Regions from separate parts of the Homo sapiens genome. Here region 1 is linked to region 2. A link is a contact called in ENCODE Hi-C or POLR2A ChIA-PET data. All regions are on one chromosome and are shown on one strand. Each heading gives the region's core, a stretch centred on a gene start or an enhancer-like site at or near the end of the contact. The rest is flanking DNA. Distances are from core to core; before and after follow the strand shown.

Region 1 (2,782 bases), core at 31-2,530, 42 kb after region 2:
TCTTGAAGGAAGAGAAAGAACTTCAGTCTGAGTGCAGCCCACCCTGAGAGGGTCAGAGGAAGAGCCCACTCACTCCCCCTGGGTGGGTGAGCCTCCAGGCGCTGGTGGATGTAGGTCAACTACTAAGATGGTGCAGAAACCAGAAGGCCCTCCAACAACTGCTCCTCCTCCTTCAGGAAGTTCTTTGCTTAATTTATTTTTGCTTTGGGGGTCAGAAGCCTATTTGTAAAGCATTTAAACTTTGCTGGGACTCAGCTACTCAAACTATCAGCCCTTCAGTCCAGCATCCCTGAAGCCTAAACAGGCAAGAAGCTCATCTTTGGCTTCAGCCTGAGGTCATGGGCTGCAGGAACCGGTGGGATCTGTTTATCAAGACCACTGAAGACCTGCGGGAGGAAGGATCTTATCTCAGTGTTGCCATGGGGACTGCTGGCTGGATTGACTGAATGCTCTGCAGAAAATGACTCTTTTTTAGAAGAGAAAATAGTTGCTATTTTCCAAAGGCTAAATGTGGAGTGAGGTGGCAGTGAGGGGGAAAACAGAAGGCCTGTGAGGGTAAGAAGTGGGGACCAAGGCCAACTCTGGCTAAAGAAGAATGGGGACAGGCTGCTCCAGGACTCAAGAGCTTGAGATTCATGCTAACCCACTCCAAGAGTTCAGGCCTCCACCAGAGGACATGGCTCTATTCATACAAGAATTTTATACAGAAAATAGTAGATCTGAGATTTACAAAACTCATTTTCAATTTCATAGGCTACAGCCTTCAGATAACTCCAAGTCACATCACATGTCTAATAGTTGTCTCAGAAAGAAGTACCCAAAAGGCATTTCCTCCAAAGGTCCTTCAGAAACTGTGAAATGGGCTCTATTTGAAGAAAACCATTTCCATCAATGTGCGCAGAGCCTCAGTATGAGTGTGCAGCACAGCTGAGCCTGTCATCCCTCGGAACACAGTCTGGGATTGCCTGGTGGCTGTCTGGCTATAAGGACTTTGGACATTATCCCCAACTCCCCATGGAAGAATTTTCCCTGTGTTTCCCACCAACAATACTGAGCCAAACTGCTTTTGATGTCCCCGGAGTTATCTGATCACCTAGATGACACTGAACAGAGCAAGATGACTAGGAGACAGCAGCTCAGCCCTGACATCTGCTCAAGGCCAGCAGCAAAAGTTCCAGGAGTTATATGAGCCACTAGGTCCATCCAATCTACCATCTGTCACTGGCTTACCTTGCCACCTTGGGTCACTGACTTCCCCACTCTGTGCCATCTGTGAAATGTGCATAATAGCACACCAAGTCCTTCTGTACCTCCTCCTTCTTCTCCTGTTCTCTCTCCCTCCCTGCTTCCCTCTCTCCCTTCCTCCTCCCTCCCTCTCTCCCTTTCTTTCTCTCTCTCTACCTCTCTTCCTATCCCCCTCTCTCTCCTTCTCTCTTTTTCCTATAGAAGAGAGATGATGTGTTTGTAAAGTGCTTTGAGCTCCTTGGAGATAGAGAGTCTATAAATATAAGCTGTTATCACTGTTACCATGGAAACACACACAGACAACTGTGCTCTGTTTCTGCATTTGCTGAGCATAATTCTGGCCTTCTTGCCCTGCTGGCTGTTAAACAATCAATGGTTTTACAAAGCTCAACAGCCAGGTAATAGGTGGAGCCTCAAGGCTGAACTTATTTGCTATTCAACTCTTCTTCATGTGAATTTTCAAAAACTGTGTTTCTGTTTGCTAAGGTAGAGGATCGTATAAGATTGGCCAGAGCCAGCTGTTAAACCAGGGATGCAAATAATGACAGGCATAGGTATGCCACCCAACCCAGGACCCTGATCTGTAACAAGGGAGAATTCCAATGAGCTGCAAAAATAATATTCTACCCATTTCCTAAATTTACTCCAACTCCTAACTCCTCAACTTTACAACCAGAGCTGGCAAAATGTTGGAATAAAGAGAGTTATGAGTTTGCACCCTTCTGCCAATTTGTGACCATCTGAAAAGCAGGGGCTATATCTTTTTCATTATTGTCTCCACAGGGCCTAGCACAGTGCCTGCACATAGCAGATGCTGCGCAGAGGCCTGTGGAAAAAAAAAATGAATAAGCGAGTTATAAATGGCTGTTGTTTTCTATTACACAGGTAAAAGTGTTGTTGAGTGAGGTATGCCGTCAAATGTTGGCTTGGGCCTCGGGATCTCAGAGGACATCAGTTTTGGCATGGCCAATCTGCTTCCTTCACCCTACCATCATAGTGAGAACAACGATATCACTTCACTTCTAGTTTAATGGGTGGTCCTGGGAAAGTTGCTCTGTATCTGAAAGCCCCATATAGAATGACGTAACCTAGTTGTTAACCAGACAACTGAAAGATCCAGTGCAAAAAGTGAAAGTGTGAAAACCATAGGAAAAGTCCTTTTTCCTCTCAGGCAATGCTGTGATCTCAGGGGTAAGTTTTCCAGGCCTCAGTTAGGAATGCAGTGAAATGGGAATGGGCTTTGGACTCAGACACATCAGAACTCAGTGTGTGAGCTCTGCCACTTACTGACCTTCCTGAGCCTCCCTTCTCCCATTTGTAAAATCAGAATAATAGCACTCTCTCACAGGTTTGAGGTGGCAGTTAAACAAAATTAGTATATAAACCCATAGCTCAGTGGCTGGCACCAGTCAATGATTTATGCATGATCATTCCATTCCATTAGTTTGCCAGTATGTATGAATATCCATTTATTTTGAATACTTCACTTACTAGTTTATTCTAAAGGCCTGGCAGATGTTTCAGGTCCCACTAAGAT
Region 2 (2,933 bases), core at 426-2,925:
TTACATAAAAGTGTATGATTTCTATCTCTGAAAATATGGTAAACCAGGGCTGCAGGGGAGAGGGGAAGGGGCAGGTTGCAGTGTTAAAAATAGTGGTCAGACAAGCACATGTATGTTAACTGCAGCACTATTCACAATAGCAAAGAAATGGAATCAATCTAGGTGCCCATCAATGATGGACTGGATAAAAAAAAAATGTGGTACATATACACCATGGAATACTATATAGCCACAAAAAAAGAATGAAATCATATCCTTGGCAGCAACATGGATGCAGCTAGAGGCCATTACCCTAAGCAAATTAACACAAGAACAGAAAACCAAATACCACATGTTCTCATTTATAAATGGGAGCTAAACATTGAGTACATATGGACACAAAGAAGGAAACAATAGACCCTGGGGCCTACTTGTGGGTGGAGGGTAGGAGGAGGGAGAGGATTGAAAAACTACCTATCAGGTACTATGCTGATTGCCTGGTTGACAAAATTATCTGTACACAAAACCCCTGTGACGTACAATTTACCCACGTAACAAACATGCACATGTACCCCCTGAACCTAAAATACAAGTTGGAAAGAAAAAAGAATAGTAGTCAGAATAGGTCTCATTAAGAAGGCAAGACTTGAGCACAGACTTGTGGGAGGTGAGAAAATATCTGTGGGAGGGGCCTCCTGAAAGAGGGAAAGGTTAAAGCCAAGACCCTACAATGGGAGCGGGCCTGAGTGTTGAGGAGTGGCTCCAGGCCAGTGTGGCTAGAGCAGCACAAAGTGTAAGGAAGAGTGGTGGGCAAAAACTCAAAAAGGAAACAGCAGTCAGGAGATGCACGGCCCTAGTGCGCAATGTAAGGGCTTTGACTTTTACTCTCAGTGAAAACTATGACAGGGTTTTAAGCAGAGGAATAACATGACCTGACTTATGTTTTAGAAGAATTACTTTGAGAATAAAATTTCCAGTGGCAAGTAGAGAAGCAGGCTAACCTAAGCAAAACCCACTACAGGGATCCAGGTGGCAGATAGTGGCTGAAAGCCAAATTAGAAAGAGTTTAAGAGAAAAAATGGCACAACTAAGAGATTAGCACAGCTCTTGACTACAAAGCTGCAAACACAAAATTCAGTGCAGGGCCTGGAGAGTGCTCATGTGAGTGAGGGGCCCTGATGCTTAAGCTTTGTCAGCATCTGTGCACACCCACCTCTGTACAAGCCAAGGCCCCTGGCCTGGTCAGTTGGGTGGATGGTGAGGTGCTTACCAAGTTGGGTACCCAGGAGTAGATAAGAGTTTGCAAGCAGGAAGAAGACAGATCATGCATTTCACTGTGAGATTTTTGAGATTCAGAGGTCAGTGCAACATCTAAGTGAAAATGGCCAGGCTCTTTCTGCTCCTAACAATACTGCCAAGAGCTATCAGGATGACCTTTCTAAAAGGCACATCTGATCAAGTCACTTTCCTGCTTAAAAACCTCAGTGCTTCCCTTTGCCCATATTCCTTTGAAAAGAAACAGTTTCTCACAGTCTAGCCCTGGCCTGTCTTTCCAACTATGTCTTCCTCCATTCCATGCCTGGCACACTGTTCCCTCTGACTTGCAACTCCCTCTGTCTACAGTGTCCTTCTCTAACTACTAAACTCCTCCTCTCCCTACACTGCCCTGATCTAATAACTTCTGTGAAACCACGTCCCCTCCTGCACCTTCTTCAAGGCAGGACTAACCACTTCCTCTCTGCTGACTTAAAGCCCTCTGTACACAGTTCCATGAAATCTGCACCCAGAAATGCGAACCCATAAGCCTGAGAGGCAGGGTTGACAGCGGAACAATTATGGGTTTTAGAATTAGATTAACCTGGGTTAAAACACACACACTTGCTTGCTGTATATAACTTTAAGCATGTTATTTAATTTCTCTAAGCTCAGCTTCTTATAAAGGTAATGCCTATTTTGTAGAATAGGTGTCAAGATTAAATGAGAAAATTTAAGTAAATCACCCCAGATAGGACCTGGCACACAATAGGTGTCCAAAAATTATCATTTCCCTCCAGACCCTGTTCCTCTTGGGCAGAAAATGTGTTTAATTTATATTCTATATGTCCCATTGTCACTGGTCACCCAGCACATAATAGATGCTTGATAGACATTAACCTGAATGAATGGACCCTGTCTTCTCAGAAACATTTACATATACGTTTTAGAAGTACATGGGTTCAGAGGTTAGGATAGAAATTCTAAAGTGGACCTTGGCATGTAAATCCCCTTGGGTCTAATATCAAACCAATTGCTTCCCCTTGGCAGCAGCAGCAGAGCCCTTCTGTGTCTCTGGGGAGCATTCAGCCATCCAGTCTGTGAAGATTTCTCTCATTGCTCTCCAGAGCTTCCGTTACATCGTGCTCTTCTCACTTCCTTCTCAGCTGTGCTCCCACTCCTCAGCCTTGTTTGTTCTGTTTTCCTCCGCCATTTTTCACCACACACCATATGGCCTTCCCTTGCCTGCCTTAAGCTTGGAACTTCACAGCCTTCTCCAGGCTTCCCCAGGGCAACCTGGGCCCTCTGGGCCTGCTGACCACCCCCTTTAACTAGCAGCCCTGCCCTGATGCCTACTTTGAAACCCAGCACTGTTCCTAAGGAGACGCAGGACACAGAGCCTTTTAGTAAATTCACTTCAGGGGCTGGTTCTGCCAGTTAACTATGAGCCTAGAGTGTTTTGAACAGGTGGTGATCTTCCAAACACAATGTGATCGTGTGTTTAATCTTAGAATCATGAGAGGCTAGTAGGGCAGATACAGAAAAACACAATTTTACCTATTTGTTTCAACCTCCTCCAGCATCCAGTGAGGCAGCCTCCTGGTGCAGAGGATCCTTGACAAGCTCTGGAGTCTCGTGGACACAAGTTTGTGTCCCAGCTCTGTGTCTCCCTAGCGGTATTGTATGTATGCTTCTCAAGT

Evidence for each region. Hi-C counts contacts between places; a loop is a spot of excess contacts on that map. ChIA-PET counts read pairs that join two places held with the same protein, here RNA polymerase II (POLR2A). Pooled maps may share reads with other maps.
Region 1: a map of naive thymus-derived CD4-positive, alpha-beta T cell shows a loop between it and region 2 (2.5-fold over the local background). The contact joins the promoter of LINC00970 here to the enhancer-like site in region 2. A Hi-C loop is called at or near these places in 3 of 168 maps with a recorded cell type or tissue (Right ventricle myocardium inferior, naive thymus-derived CD4-positive, alpha-beta T cell and right cardiac atrium), 11 of 37 single-sample maps with no recorded cell type and 11 of 50 pooled maps. POLR2A ChIA-PET finds 5 or more read pairs at or near these places in 4 of 52 experiments (GM12878, Panc1, activated T-cell and 1 more).

The regions. Positions count from the first base shown.
Region 1 is chr1:169,085,725-169,088,506 of GRCh38, forward strand. LINC00970 (long intergenic non-protein coding RNA 970) reads right to left here and starts at 1,281. Exons shown (of 5, transcript NR_104091.1): 1 at 1,231-1,281.
Region 2 is chr1:169,042,841-169,045,773 of GRCh38, forward strand. The region is part of intron 3 of LINC00970 (long intergenic non-protein coding RNA 970); the gene reads right to left. Among named protein-coding and RNA genes, the nearest start is that of LINC00970, 43 kb to the right of the region's middle. RefSeq lists enhancers at 1,519-1,778, 2,331-2,460. Within about 2 kb of position 1,676, at least 6 of the 41 ENCODE cell types and tissues checked have a DNase peak (open chromatin) inside an H3K27ac peak, as active enhancers do; they include GM12878, where a contact is called at or near this core.